2 separate regions of the Homo sapiens genome follow, and region 2 is linked to region 1. A link is an interaction called in ENCODE POLR2A ChIA-PET data of the cell type or tissue named here. Cell type or tissue: Panc1. All regions are shown on one strand. Links, peaks and the distances in the headings refer to the core of each region. The heading gives the core; the rest is flanking DNA.

Region 1 (7,367 bases), core at 2,368-7,367:
GATGTAGCTGTTTTGAAGCCATTTTTATTGTTGCTGTTGTTATTGATTCACTGGATAAAAGAAAGCAGTATAAACAAACACTGAGGTGGAAGAAGACAGTGTTGGCCCACAGCTGGTGGAACACTTCCTCAGGAAAGCCTGGAGTGAATGCCGCCACTCTCAAGCCCCACTTTTAAAAGGATCTCCCTGCTGTGCCTGTGTTATTATCAAAACAGAGAACTGTGAACACCACCTGCTCCCAATAAATGTTGTTTCCCCTGGGAACCGCTGAAGCTCAGAATTACCTAGCCATTGATGTCAGGTCTGGGGGAGGAAATGTACTAGATGAGCCTGGGACAACTTAAAAGGGAAGAAGTTAACAAAGGCTTCTGGGGTCGAGTCCAAAGGACTCAATTCTGGAGCCAACTTGAAGAAGCTTTCACTGGACAATTAGGGAAATCTGAGCTTCAATAAGAAAAAAATGGCAAGTAATTAAGACACAGGAAATGCTAAGAGTCCTTGAGTTAATAATGATACTTCAGGCTGGGCGCGGTGGCTCATGCCTGGAATCCCAGCACTTTGGGAGGCTGAGGCGAGAGAATTGCTTGAGCTCAGGAGTCCAAGACCAGCATAGGCAACTTGGTGAAACCCCATCTGTATATTATTTTAAAACATAATAATGCTACTTGAAAGGAAAAAAGCCTAATTGGAAGATGCTGGGGGGCACTAAATTCATTCTTTTGAAAACTAGTAAATAAAAGGGAGTAATTAAGCATTTATTCTGCCTCTTCTGGGTGAACTGTGTACCTCAAGGTAACAAAATGTAAGATGGGGGAAAGTTATCTTATTTTAATAATAATAATTATTTTTTATAGAGACGGGGTCTCATTATGTTGCTCAGGCCGGTCTTGAACTCCTGGGCTCAAATGACCCTCCCACCTCGGCCTCCCAAAGTGCTAGGATTACAGGTGTGAGCCACAGCACCTGGGTGGAAGTTCTCTTTATAGAAGTATTCTAGGTGATAAATAAAGAAGGAATGATAGAATGTCACCATTTTGCAAGTCCTAATGAATCAGCAGACCTGAGTATTGCTATTAACAACGGCTAGCAGCACAGAGAAGACCAGGCATTATTTGCTTCTTGAGGGGAAAAACATCACCTATGAAATATTCTTGCCCAAAACTCAAACTTGAATCTGATCAAGTCTTATCTCTAATGCCTTTGGCACTTTTTTTTTAACCTAACAAAAGCAGGCAGTATTGTATACTGGTCATAGCAGGATTTTTCAAACTTGAGTAACACAGACTCCTTTTAAAAGAAAAAGAATTATCCGGCCGGGCACGGTGGCTCACGCCTGTAATCCCAGCACTTTGGGAGGCTGAGGCGGGCAGATTGCCTGAGGTCAGGAGTTTGAGACTAGTCTGGCCAACATGGTGAAACCCCATCTCTACTAAAAATACAAAAAAATTAGCCAGGCGTGGTGGCGTATGCCTGTAATCCCAGCTACTCGGGAGGCTGAGGCAGGGGAATCGCTTGAACCAGGGAGTTGGAGGTTGCAGTGAGCGGAGATCGCACCACTGCACTCCAGCCTGGGCGACAGAGCAAGACTCTGTCTCAAAAAAATAGAAAAAAAAAAAATTCTCACAGACCCTCAGTGGTGTTTGAAATTATTTTTATTACTATAATTATACACTAGATGTGAATATTTTGTGTTTACTGCTCCTCTATAACTGTAAAACCAGTATCCATTTATAAATATAATACAAACAAAATTACCAAACTAATAACATTCACATGAACAATGCTGATTTAATGCGATGGAAGATGTTTTTCTGTAATGAAGTTGCTGCTTGCAAAGGAACATGGTACTGACTGCTTGGGTGGATATTCTTTGATTTCAGCACTGTATGGAGTGAGATGACAATTCTGCCTTGTTTTCCAAAAACTTTTGAGAAGGTTCGTCTTTAGGCACTGTGATATGACTTCACTTGGTTTTGCTTGGCAAGAGCCAAGGTGAACAGCATAAACACAAACTGAAATGGTTGTACTAACAATTGTGACTAAGATTCAGTTATAAGCTGCAAGCTGCTTATCCAGATATCAGTGGGTCTCAACCCTGACATCACTTTTTTTTTTTTTTTTTTTTGGAGACAGAGTCTCACTCTGTTGCCCAGGCTGGGAGTGCGTGGTGTGATCTCGGCTCACTGCAAATTCCACCTCCCAGGTTCAAGCGATTCTCATGTCTCAGCCTCCCAAGTAGCTGGGTTTACAGGTGCATGCCACCACGCCTGGCTAATTTTTGTATTTTTTGTAGAGGCAGGATTTCACCATGTTGGCCAGGCTGGTCTTGAACTCCCAACCTCAAGTGATCTATCTGTCTCGGCCTCCCAAAGTGCTGGGATGACAGGCGTGAGCTGCTGCACTGGGCCCCTGGCATCACTTTGGTATATGCATAAAAACAGAAGTAAATTAGAAATCTCTTGGGCCGGGCGCGGTGGCTCATGCCTGTAATCTCAGCACTTTGGGAGGCCGAGACGGGCGGATCACGAGGTCAGGAGATCAAGACCATCCTGGCTAACACGGTGAAACCTCGTCTCTACTAAAAATACAAAAAATTAGCCAGGTGTGGTGGTGGGCGCCTGTAGTCCCAGCTACTCGGGAGGCTGAGGCAGGAGAATGGCGTGAACCCGGGAGGCGGAGCTTGCAGTGAGCCAAGATCACGCCACTACACTCCAGCCTGGGGGACAGAGTGAGACTCCATCTCAAAAAAAAAAAAAAAAGAAATCTCTCTCAGGATGGGGCATTAGTATTTTTACAGTGCTTTCTAGGCCATTCTAATGTGTAGCCCATACTGAGAATCACTGCTTTTGATTATCCAGAAAATGCTTATACTGATTATTCTTTGCAGTAGAATCACACAGAAACACCATATTCAATCATTCTTATAGAAACTGTGAGGTCCTGTGAGACTATGGCAGGAAGCCCCAGGGGTTTGAGAAATTGGTTTGGAGCTTGATTCCCAGGTCTAGTTGTGTGGCCTTGGGCAACTTAACTTCTCTTAGGTTTAGTTTCTCATTGTAAAAAGAAACTTATAATTGTACCAATCTCATACAGTCGTTGTGAGAATTAGATGAGATAATAATGTATACAAAGTGCTAAACTGAAAGCCTGGTTCCTGATTAGTGCTTAATAAATGTTAGCTCTTATCACTAGTTTTTTTCTTTTTCTTTTTTTTTTTTTTTTTTGAGACGTAATCTTGCCCTGTCGCTCAGGCTGGAATGCAGTGGCGTGATCGCGGCTCACTGCAACCTCCACCTCCCGGGTTCACGTGAGCCGAGATCGCGCCACTGCACTCCAGCCTGAGCAACAAAAGCGAAACTCTGTCTCAAAACAAACAAACAAACAAACAAACATGGCACCAGTCAAGGAAATAGAATTCTAGGAGCAGACATGGTCACCTGCAGACTCAGAGGAAGGCCATGGCTGTCACAGTCAGTGAGGAAGTTGCTTCACTCCTAGCAGGAGAAGGTGGCTGGTTTCCCAGGGCCTGGCAGTTCCATCAGTTGCTGGTGAGCAGCCACCTGCTTCAGTGAACCGTGATGAGCATCATCCATTCTAGGCCCTGCTGGGTCCCCAGTGGAAAGGAGACTCACAGGAAGGGGTAGAGTGGGTCGAAGGCATTAATAAATCATTAGGTTTCTTCTGAATTGCTTCTTCAGCATTTCTGTAAAAAAGACTCTACTTTCTTTCCCTAGAAAGACTACTGTGTGGAATCTAAGCGGTTGATGATCTTGGACTCTGGTTTTCCATGTTTATCATTGTTTGTTGTTTCTTTTCAGATAATTTCCCCGTAACATGTTTTCTTACTTGCCTGGTGACTTCAAACTTTATAGATTTGCTTTATAGTTCAGTTTTTAAAGAGGTCTCTTTGTAATTGAGTTGAGCTAGTAGTGGGCTAATGCTGTGGTGTTTCAGCTTCTTCTTTTTTTTTTTTTTTTTGAGACAGAGTCTCACACTGTTGCCCAGGCTGGAGTGCAATGGTGCAATCTCTGCTAACTGCAACCTCCACCTCCTGGGTTCAAGTGATTCTCCTGCCTCAGCCTCCTGAGTAGCTGGGATTACAGGGGCCTGCCACCACCCCGGGCTAATTTTTTGTATTTTTAGTAGAGACAGGGTTTCACTATATTGGCCATGCTGGTCTCGAACTCCTGACCTCGTGATCTGCCCGCCTTGGCCTCCCAAAGTGTTGGGATTACAGGCGTGAGCCACTGCTCCCAGTTGGCGTTTCAGCTTCTAAATTTTACAGCTGGCTGGGCGCAGGCTCATGCCTGTAATCCCAGCTCTTTGGGAGGCTGAGGGGGGAGGATCATTTGAGGCCAGGAGTTGGAGACCAGCCTGGGTGATGTAGCAAGACCTCATCTCTACAAAAAATTAAAAAAAAAAAAAAGAAAAGCTGGGCGTGGTGGTGCGTTCCTGTGGTCTAGCTACTTGGGATGCTGAGGTGGGAGGATTGCTGGAGCCCAGAAGGTCGAGGTTGCAGTAAATTGTGATTGCACCACTGCACTCCAGCCTGGGCAATGGAGTGAGAACCTGTCTCAAGAAAAAAAAAAAAAAGAAAACAACTAAAAACAAATAAAAATTAAAATAAATAAAATTTACACTTAAGGGGCTTCTTTAAAGTGGATACAAAACTTCATAAAAGCCTTCATCTTCACAACACTGGGCCTTTAAGGCTAAGTTCTAAGAAAGATGAGGAAACAAAGAGTTATATTGTAACTTGGTGGTTAATTTAATTTATTCCTATATTTAACCACAGTCAGCATGTAGTTGTTTTCCTCTAAGAGGCTCACTTTCCAAAACACAATTTGCAAAATATCTTACTTCTCCACAAGGCTCTTTGTGTTTAGTTACCCTTTCATTTTTGCCAGAGTTTCTCTTATGTAGTTACTTGCCTGCCTAATAGGGCCCCTGGTTGATCATTGACTCTGTAAGCCCATTTTCATGGCATGCTCTCTGAGCCACCAATAAATCCCAAAGCCCTCCTGTATTAAATATAATACAGGGCTACATTTTTATATGTGGCTGCCTTCTAATCTAGGAAGCCATAACAGACACTGATACAAAGGCTTGCAGGACAACATTACCTTTGACTGAGGAGCTCAGTACTGATTTGCTGGAGAACTCAGAGAGATACAGAGCATTGTTTTCAGGTATCTGACTTCTTTTGGAAAACATTTATCTTGGACATTAGTCTACAGTGGTTCTTATCAACTACTGTTTTCATTATTGTGGAAATTAGTCGGTTTAGGAATTTGGGCCAATGTCATGAATAATGAAAGGAGTTCACATATCTAGGGGGAAATGGTCTTTTTCTTTTTCATTTCAGTCCTTAAGAAAGCACTTGTTTACTTCTTTACCCCCTGGCAGTTTTAAGGGCTATTGTTTCTCTGCTCTAAAAATCCGTTGTATTAACACAGGACTACAAATTCACCCTCCAAATGAGATGTTAATTTATCTGATTTATGCTTGTGTCCAACTGGAGCTTTTCTGTTTGCAAATTTCCTGTAAAAAAATGTGTACTTTTTCAGTACACATAGGAGACCCTAATTTCAGTGATCCGCTTTACCTTCAAAATTATCTTGGTCAGGTGCCATGGCTCACACCTGTAATCCCAACACTTTGGGAGGCCAAGGCAGGAGGACCTGAGACCAGCCTGGGCAACTTAGCAAGACCCTGTCTCTACTAAAAATAAAAAAAATTAGCTGGGCATGGTGGCATGCAGCTGTAGTCCCAGTTACTTTTGGGAGGCTGAGGTGGGAAAATTGCTTGAACCCGGGAGGATAAGGCTGCAGTGAGCTGTGATCACACCACTGCACTGCAGCCTGGGCGAAAGAGTAAGACCTTGGCTCTATTAAAAAAAAAAAAAGTCTTGGCTGGGCACGGTGGCTCACGCCTGTAATCCCAGCACTTTGGGAGGCCGAGGCAGGCGGATCACGAGGTCAGGAGATCAAGACCATCCTGGCTAACACGGTGAAACCCCGTCTCCTCTAAAAAAAAAAAAAAAAAAAAAAAAATTAGCCAGGCGTGGTGGCGGGTGCCTGTAGTCCCAGCTACTCGGGAGGCTGAGGCAGGGGAATGGCGTGAACCCGGGAGGCGGAGCTTGCAGTGAGCCAAGATCGTGCCACCGCACTCCAGCCTGGGTGACAGAGCAAGACTCTTCCTCAAAAAAAAAAAAAAAAAAAAAGTCTTGTGTGGCATGAGGTTTTGGGGGACAAGATGTTCTTTCTTGATTTTCAGTGTTTCATAATCCCACCTCCACATTTTACTTGTGTAATGATGAGTTTATTCATTGAATGAGACCTTGGCTCTGTTAAAAAAAAAAATCTTATGTGGCATGAGGTTTTTAGGGACAAGATGTTTTTTCTTGATTTTCAATGTTTCATAATCCCATCTCCACATTTTACTTGTGTAATGATGGGTTTATTCATTGTGGGCCTCAGTTTCTAACTTGGTTTTCAGCTCTTGAAAATTCCGTCAGGCCAGGCGCAGTGGCTCATGCCTGTAATCCCAGCACTTTGGGAGGCCGAGGCAGGCGGATTATGAGGTCAAGAGATCGAGACCATCCTGGCTAACACAGTGAAACCCCGTCTCTACTAAAAAATACAAAAAATTAGCCGGGCATGGTGGCGGGCGCCTGTAGTCCCAGCTATTCAGGAGGCTGAGGCAGGAGAATGGTGTGAACCCAGGAGGAGGAGCTTGCAGTGAGCCGAGATCGTGCCACTGCACTCCACACTGCCCAGGCTGGGTGACAAAGCGAGACTGTCTCAAAAAAAAAAAAAAAAAAATCCATCAGATGCAGTGTATAGTGTCATCAACATAAAAAGCCGTTTTGCCGGGTGCTGTGGCTGACCCTTGTCATCCCAGCACTTCGGTAGGCTGAGGTGGGTGGATCACTTGAGGTCAGGAGTTCAAGACCAGCGTGGCCAACATGGCAAAGCCCCGTCTTTACTAAAAATACAAAAATCAGCTGGGTACGGTGGCACATGCCTATAGTCCCAGCTATTCAGGAGGCTGAGGCATGAGAATTGCTTGAACCCGGGAGGCAGACGTTGCAGTGAGCTGAGATCGTACTACTGCGCTCCAGCCTGAGCAACAGAATGAGACTGTGTCTCAAAAAAAAAAAAAAGTCATGTTTTACATGTTGCTATGTATAAAACCTTGATAGCCAACTGGTAAACTGGCTTCTATCCAGACTTTGTTAATACTAACATAACACATGACCATAAAAACTTTAAATTGGGTTAAAAACTATTTTGAGCAATTCTGTTCATCCAATGATGTTTGCGGGTCATTTTTGTCTTCAACAGCAAGAAAGATGTGTAAGAAAT
Region 2 (7,681 bases), core at 1,685-6,684, 110 kb before region 1:
ATCTGGGCATTGGAAGGGGGAAATCAGTTGATGTAGAACCCCAGGGTATGGACTTTTCCTGCCACAGACGTGGGCTGGAAATTGGGAAATCATCAGCTGCTAACTGAAGCCTCCAGGGCAAGAAGGTGGCCTAGTGAAAACTGGTCTGTGTCACTTCCTTCCTCAAGGGCAAATAACATGACCTGTACTCAGAGCTCACCACACCAAGGAGCCTGAGTGAACATGTCCATGACTATGAGGTGTTATTACCTCACACATTCTTTGTGGCTTAGTGTAATACTTACATTGCCTGTCTTCCTGAAATTAATTTTCTTACCATGTTACTAGTATGTTACTAGAACTGCGCGGAGAATTACAATGCTAAATGGAAAAGGAAAATCATCTGTAAATTGGAAGAGTAATGTAACTTTTATACTTGAGCATTATTTTAAAAGCCACATATTTGGAAAGATAATGAAGGTTTTTTTTCCCTAACAGTTTAAGCATCTTCAAGGGAATTCTTCTTGAGGAATTATAGTAACTACATTTTTACTCACATAAATACATTTTTTATGTGCAGAATCAATTGGTTGTTTCTTTTTCCTTTCTTACCTTTCGAAGAAGTTAGACAGTGGATCACAGAGACGAAGAAAAAACTGCTCTGTAGCTCTGGATGCAATCTTTTCAGCCTCAGGTTCTAGTTGTGTTTCTGGCTGAGCGACCTTGTTGAGATTTCTTTTTTTTTTTTTTTTTTTTTGAGCCGGAGTCTTGCCCTGTCACCCAGGCTGGAGTGCACTGGCGCAGTCTTGGCTCTCCGCACCCTCCGCCTCCTGGGTTCAAGCCGGTCTCCTCCCTTAGCCTCCCAAGTAGCTGGGACTACAGGCATGCACCAGCACGCCTGGCCTAGTTTTTGTATTTTTATTAGAGATGGGGTTTCACCATGTTGGCCAGACTGGTCTTGAGCTCCTGACCTTAAGTGATCTGCCCTCCTTGGCCTCCCAAAGTGCTGGGATTACAGGCATGAGTCACCATGCCGGGCCAGTTGAGATTTCTTAATCTCTCAGCGTCCTCTGATCATGATCCTGTGGGGATAGTAGTATGTCCCTCTGTATCTCACAGGATTGTTGGGAGATTCAATTGAGATAATATGCGAAAAGAACCGTGAACTACAAAGCACTATATCAATGTAAGGTGTTTTCTGTTCCTCTTGTATCACATTTGTCCACTGAAGTAATCTATGCTTGCAGGTTAGCACTCTGGACTTAACAACTGTAAAACGTGAATTAACTTGGGTTATTTCACTTCTCATTTGGAAATGAATTCTGCTCAGGACACTGTAGCATTCTTCTATCTACTTCTGAAATGCAGATAGCCTCACAGTTGTAACTAACACTGGAAGAGGAGAAAGAAGAAGTAAAACGATACATTAAAAGAACGGAGAGATTAGAGGCACAGTGGAGGAGAAAAGTAGATGATGTACCAGACATTTATGATAAATGAATTGATTACCCCATGAGGCCTGTTGATATTTGTAGACTTTTATGACGTAAAGGTTTAATTTATAATCTATATGTATATGTGTTCCACACCCATGTCCTTTCTAGGCTAGACTGGAACTTCTTAGAGGCTAGGAAACGAACTTGCATATTTGTTTGTATTGTACATTTAAAATTAGATATATAAATGCATGTTATTAGGTGTGTAATAAATCTCAATAGCAAAGATATCTGTTTCAAAAAGTTTAGACTTATTTTTAATATGACAAGAAAGTACTAAGAGATCTTTAAAATAAAGGAATTGAAAGAGTGTATCAGTTGATTTTCCCCAATAATGCTTAAGTGGAATTTTACAGTTAGTTCATACAGCATGAAACTTTATATATTTTCAGGGACAAAAAAATCCTAGTCTAAAGTTATATTTTAGAATTTGGAAGTTATTTATTTTTCACTTTTGCTGAGTTTTTCCTAATTTTTGCATAGCCTCATGCCAGTTTTGTTAGAAAATTTAATCAGTGCCAATTTCTTAATGTGGTAGGTTTTTAAACTTATTTTCAGTGTTCACTAAAACTTGGAGAAGCAGGAATGTAGGGCAAGGGTCGTAGAGTTTTCAGTATGCTGAAAGCCTATGACTTTGATTGTTAAGCTATATTTTCCTGATACAGCTTTATGCATTATGGATAGTATAGTTGAATTTTAAGTGAATATTGTTTTAAAGGCACTTTAAGTGCAGTTATCCTTTGTCTTCCTATTTCTGGCTGTTTGAAGCAATGCAGCGTGTTTTATTCAAAGCCCACACTGGCTCCCGCTTAAGGACTTCTTTGTTTGGTTCCATGAGGATGAGGAGCCCCCTCTGTGGGAGCTAGAGATAGATCCACAAGTGCATGTTCATTGCCTTAGTGTGGAGGAATTCCCAGTAGTTTCTTTTTTCAGATATTCCTGAAAAGAAGTCTATTCCTTCTTCTGAACAGTCTTTTAAAATGGAATATATGAAACTAACTAATAAAGGTTCTTTTTTTCTTTTCCCCCATTCCACAAACTTCAGTCCTTGTGAACTAGCCTGTTTTTGTTTGTGCTTGCTGAAAATGAGTCTCCTCTCCTATTAGAGATGCTGATTCATGTGACATGGGTTAGACTGGTGAGTGAGTAAGTAAGCAAAAAGTGATTATACGGGCTCCAAGAAGTTTCCTACATTGTCTGTTGATGGTTTACCTCACTTGGCAGATAGAACTGAGCCTGTTTGTGGAGTCACACCATTTGGGAGTCCTGTTAAAGTTGCTGGGTATAGTCCAAACATTTACTTTACTTGTTTTTGTTCCTTATTTTTGCACAGATTTTCATTATGAGGTCAGATGGTTATCAACCGAATTGAGTCTTGTACATGATTTTTTTTTTCCAAAAAAGGCTTACAGTTTTCCTTAAAGAAGAAAAACGCACATGAATAACTGAGATGAAGTCAAAGGCAGTTTTCATTAGTGAGTTTAGAGTTCTCTGTGCACATGGTGGTCTGTTAAGATATGAAACCCGGGTCTAGGCCCGACGTGGTGGCTCACACCTGTAATCCCAGCACTTTGGGAGGCTGAGGCAGGAGAATTCCTTGAGTCCAGGAGTTTGAGACCAACCTGGGCAACATGGCGAAACCCCGCCCGTCTCTACAAAAAATGCAAAAATTAGCCAGGTATGGTGGTGCCTGCCTGTAGTCCCAGCTACTTGAGAGGCTGAGATGGGAGGATCACTTGAGCCCAGGAGGTTGAGGCTGCATTGAGCTGTGATTGTGCCACTGCATTCCAGCCTGAGTGACAGAATGAGACCCTATGTCAAAAAAAACAACAACAAAAAAAGAGATATGAAACCCATGTCTAGGTAGATTTTTTTTTTTTGAGACAGAGCCATGTGTCTAGATAGAAACCTGTGTCTAGATAGATTTTTTTTTTTTTTTTTGAGACAGAATCATGCTCTGTCTCCCAGGCTGGAGTGCAGTGGCACAATCTTAGCTCACTGCAACCTCCACCTCCCAGGCTCAAGCGATCCTCCTGCCTCACCCTCCTGGGTAGCTGGGACTATGGGCACGTGCCACCATTCCCAGATAATTTTTTGTATTTTTTGTAGAGAGGGGGTTTCACCTTTAGCCTGTTGCCCAGGCTGGTCTTGAACTCCTGGGCTCAAAGGATCCGCCCACCTCGGCCTCCCAAAGTGCTGGGATTACAGGCATGAGCCAGCATGCCCTGCCCAGATAGATTTTACTTTGACAGACTAGCTCTCCTATTAAATGATGTACATTTTATTAGTTGCTTGGAAACACAGATGCATTTGAAAAGCTAAACTTGAAGTAAATGTTTCCCAACGATTTTTTCCTCCCTATATTTCCTTAATTCAGAAAAGATTGAGTGGGTCCCAGGATGCCATTCTAATAGAGAAAAAAACACATATATATAGGAGTCTTAAGTAGCAGTAAATTTCTGTCTGGATGAGGAAGTTCAAAATAAATTCTGGACTTGATAAATTACATATTATCTGTGTTCCAAGTCTTTAAAACCAGTATAGCCCAACTGGATGACTCAAAACCTGCCTAAATGAACAATTATCTCACTCTTTGGCCCTAAGGTTTTCTTCCTGTTTATCGCACAAGTTTATTATTTTTCTACATGAATTTTATAAAATCTAATCGCTATCTTTAAAGAGTAGAAAATGAAACAATTGCAGATGAGACATTTTGTTTGCTTTGCTGACCTAATTTTGTGGTGAATTCTACCCTCCAAAGATGAAACAGAACTTGGTTTTCTGTGAGAAAAAGATAATATTAGTCTTGAAAACAGCCTCATTTTTTTCTCTGCTTATCTCTTTAGATTGTAGTCTGTTTACAGTGGATGAGAAAGAGCTAGGAAATACCAATTACTGTAGTACAGAACTAAAGAATTAAAAATTTCTCATAAAATAGTTCTATGTTTGTTGTATTAGGAAGAGTTTTTTTAATGTTGTTTGAAGTCTAAACTTTACTGGGCATGGTGGTTCACACCTGTAATCCCAGCGCTTTGGGAGGCCAAGGCAGGAGGATTGCTTGAGACCAGGAGTTTGAGACCAGCCTGGGAAACATAGTGAGACTCCATCTCTACCAAAAAAAAAAAAAAAAATAGCTGAGTGTGCTCCGTCACACCCATAGTCCTAGGTACTTGGGAGGCTGAAGCAGAAGGATTAGGTGAGCCCAGGAGTTCAAGGCCACAGTGAGCTATGATTGTACCACTGCACTCCAGCCTGAGTGACAAAGGGAGATAAATTCTTGGCTTTATATCCTCCTTTGCTGTGAAACAGATCGAAATGATTGTGGGTTTTATTGTTATTGTTAAAGTATGAGTGCTCCCAAATTTTACATTCAAATGAATGCATCAAAACAGTCGTTTTGAGAGGATAGATTTAATTATACTGTCATTATATTTATTCCAAAAATTCTATCACTGATCAAAACATTTTTACTCTTCCTCATTTGGAATTATCTTCAAACTTTGTGGCAAACCTTTATAATATCCTCAGGAGCTAGCCATTTTTGTTCTTTGCATGTTACAAAACAAATCAATGGTTTTTTTGTAAAAACTTCAGGAAATAGAGATAAGAATTACCTTTAATATCACCACCTATAGACAACCACTGTTAACATCATATTTTTTTTTTTTGAGACGGAGTCTTACTCTGTTGCCCAGGCTGGAGTGCAGTGGCGCCATCTTCGTTCACCGCAACCTCCATCTCCCGGGTTCAAGCAATTCTCCTGCCTCAGCCTCCTGAGTAGCTGGGATTACAGGCGTGCACCACCACGTCCGGCTAATTTTTGTGTTTTTAGTAGAGACAGGGTTTCACCGTGTTGGTCATGCTGGTCTCGAACCACTGACCTCGTGGTCTGCCCACCTCAGCCTCCCAAAGTGCTGGGATTACAGGCATGAGCCACTGCGCCCGGCCCTAACATCTTTTTAGACTCCGTTCTGGACATATTCAAATATACCCTTGGTATGACATTTTCAAAAAACTCGGTGGAATCATACTACAAGTCCCCTTCCTCTTTTTTTTTTTTAAAAAAAATGCCATTTTCTTTTCTTCTTCTTCTTTTTTTTTTAGTAGAATGAGATAATCTTATTATTGACCAAGTTTACATAAAGCTTGATTCTTTACCGCCACCACCACCACAACAGAAAGAAAAGTTTATGTTGGACACTACGTTTAATTAGGAGATGTAGAAAAGGTTCCAGTAGAGATTGTTTTAATGAAGACTAATATTGTAATTTTTTTTTCTATTTTACTCTAAGTCCTGGGATACATGTGCGGAACATGAAGGTTTGTTACATAGGTACACATGCCATGTTGGTTTGCTGCACCTATCAACCTGTCATCTAGGTTTTAAGCCCCGCATGCATTAGGTGTTTGTCCTAATGGTCTCCCTCCCCTTGCCCTCCATCCCCTGATAGGCCCCAGTGTGTGATGTTCCCTTCCATGTGTTATCATTGTTCAATCCCACTTATGAGTGAGAACATGTGATGTTTGGTTTTCTATTCCTGTGTTAGTTTGCTGAGAATGATGGTTTCTAGCTTCATCCATGTCCCTATAAAGAACTCATTCTATTTTATGGCTGCATAGCATTCCATGGTGTATATGTGCCACATTTTCTTTATCCAGTCTATCACTGATGGGCATTTGGGTTGCTTCCAAGTCTTTGCTATTGTAAATAGTGCTGCAATAAACATAGGCGTACAGATGCCATTTTCTCATCTTTGTGTGTGTGTGTGTGGAGATAATGAATCTTTTTTTTTTTTTGAGGCGGAGTCTCACTCTGTCACCCAGGCTGGAATGCAGTGGTGCGATCTCGGCCCACTGCAGCCTTTTGCCTCCTGGGTTCGAGCGATTCTCCTGCCTCAGCCTCCTGAGTAGCTGGGGCTACAGGTGCCCACCAGCTAATTATTGTATTTTTAGTAGAGACAGGGTTTCACACTATGTTGGCCAGGCTTGTCTCGAACCCCTGACCTCAAGTGATCTGCCCGCCTCGGCCTCCCAAAGTGCTGGGATTACAGGCTCGAGCCACCGAATCCGGCCCATTCTCTATTCTTTACCACTCTTATTTAAAATATATCGAGACTGATTTTCTTTACTTTTTTTTTTTAAGCGGAGTTTCACTCTTGTTGCCTAAGCTGGAGTGCAGTGGCATGATCTCGGCTCACTGCAACCTCCGCCTCCAGGGTTCAAGCAATTCTCTTGCCTCAGCTTCCTGAGTAGCTGGGATTACAGGCGCACTCCACCATGCCTGGCTAATTTTTTCTATTTTTAGTAGAAACAGAGTTTCACCATGTTAGCCAGGCTGCTCTTGAACTCCTGACCTCAGGTGATCTAACCAACTTGGCTTTCCAAAGTGCTGGATTACAGGCGTGAGCCACGGCGCCTGGCCGAGACTGATTTTCTTTTAGGCTTAAAATGTGATCTGAAGGCATTTAGAAATGGAAGCCATATGATTACATATTAAAAGTAAATTTTGGTTGGGTGTGGTGGCTCATGTCTGTAATCCCAGCACTTTGGGAGGCCTGAGGTCAGGAGTTTGAGACCAGCCTGGCCAACGTGGCAAAACCCCGTCTCTACTAAAAATACAAAAATTAGCCAGGCGTGGTGGTGTGGGCCTGTAATCCCAGCTACTTGGGAGGCTGAGGTAGGAGAATCGCTTAAACCCGGGAGGCGGAGGTTCCAGTGAGCCGAGATCACACCACTGCACTCCAGCCTGGGTGACAGGGCGAGACTCTGTCTCAAAAAATAATAATAATAAAATAAATTTTAAAAAATAAATTTCACTTATGAAATTTATATAAATAGTTGTAGTAAATTCCGACTCCATATATGATTTATCAAGGTAACTGCTTTGAAAAGAAAACATCTATTTAAAAAAAATGTTGTAAGTAATACTGAAATACTTTTCCTTGTAAAAAGTCAAAATAGTACAGTTGGTCAGGTTGCTATTGTCCACCTCCCCCCAGCCCCCTTTCCAGAGAAAGCCTCTGTTCTGTTTGGTGTGTGGCCCTACATGTTAGAAAGGATTGCTGGCCGGGCATGGTGGCTCATGCCTATAATCCCAGCACTTTGGAAGGCCGAGGCAGGCAGATCACCTGAGATCAGGAGTTCGAGACCAGCCTGGCCAACATGGAGAAACCCCATCTCTACTGAAAATACAAAAAAAATTAGCT

What was found. Peaks named below come from ENCODE experiments on the same cell type or tissue, not always from the same donor. Only the 100,000 strongest peaks of a DNase experiment are listed, where the experiment ranks them.
Region 2: POLR2A ChIA-PET joins it to region 1 with 8 read pairs; 33 of 35 experiments call an interaction of 5 or more read pairs at or near these places.

What each region holds. Positions count from the first base shown.
Region 1 is chrX:23,786,243-23,793,609 of GRCh38, reverse strand. No RefSeq gene overlaps it. Among named protein-coding and RNA genes, the nearest start is that of SAT1, 6.8 kb to the right of the region's middle. In Panc1, for the core only: no CTCF peak of the experiment used is centred there; no DNase peak of the experiment used is centred there; H3K4me3 peaks cover 423 bases; H3K27ac peaks cover 1,506 bases.
Region 2 is chrX:23,893,730-23,901,410 of GRCh38, reverse strand. All of the region lies in intron 1 of APOO (apolipoprotein O), which reads left to right. Among named protein-coding and RNA genes, the nearest start is that of APOO, 10 kb to the left of the region's middle. In Panc1, for the core only: no CTCF peak of the experiment used is centred there; no DNase peak of the experiment used is centred there; H3K27ac peaks cover 2,935 bases.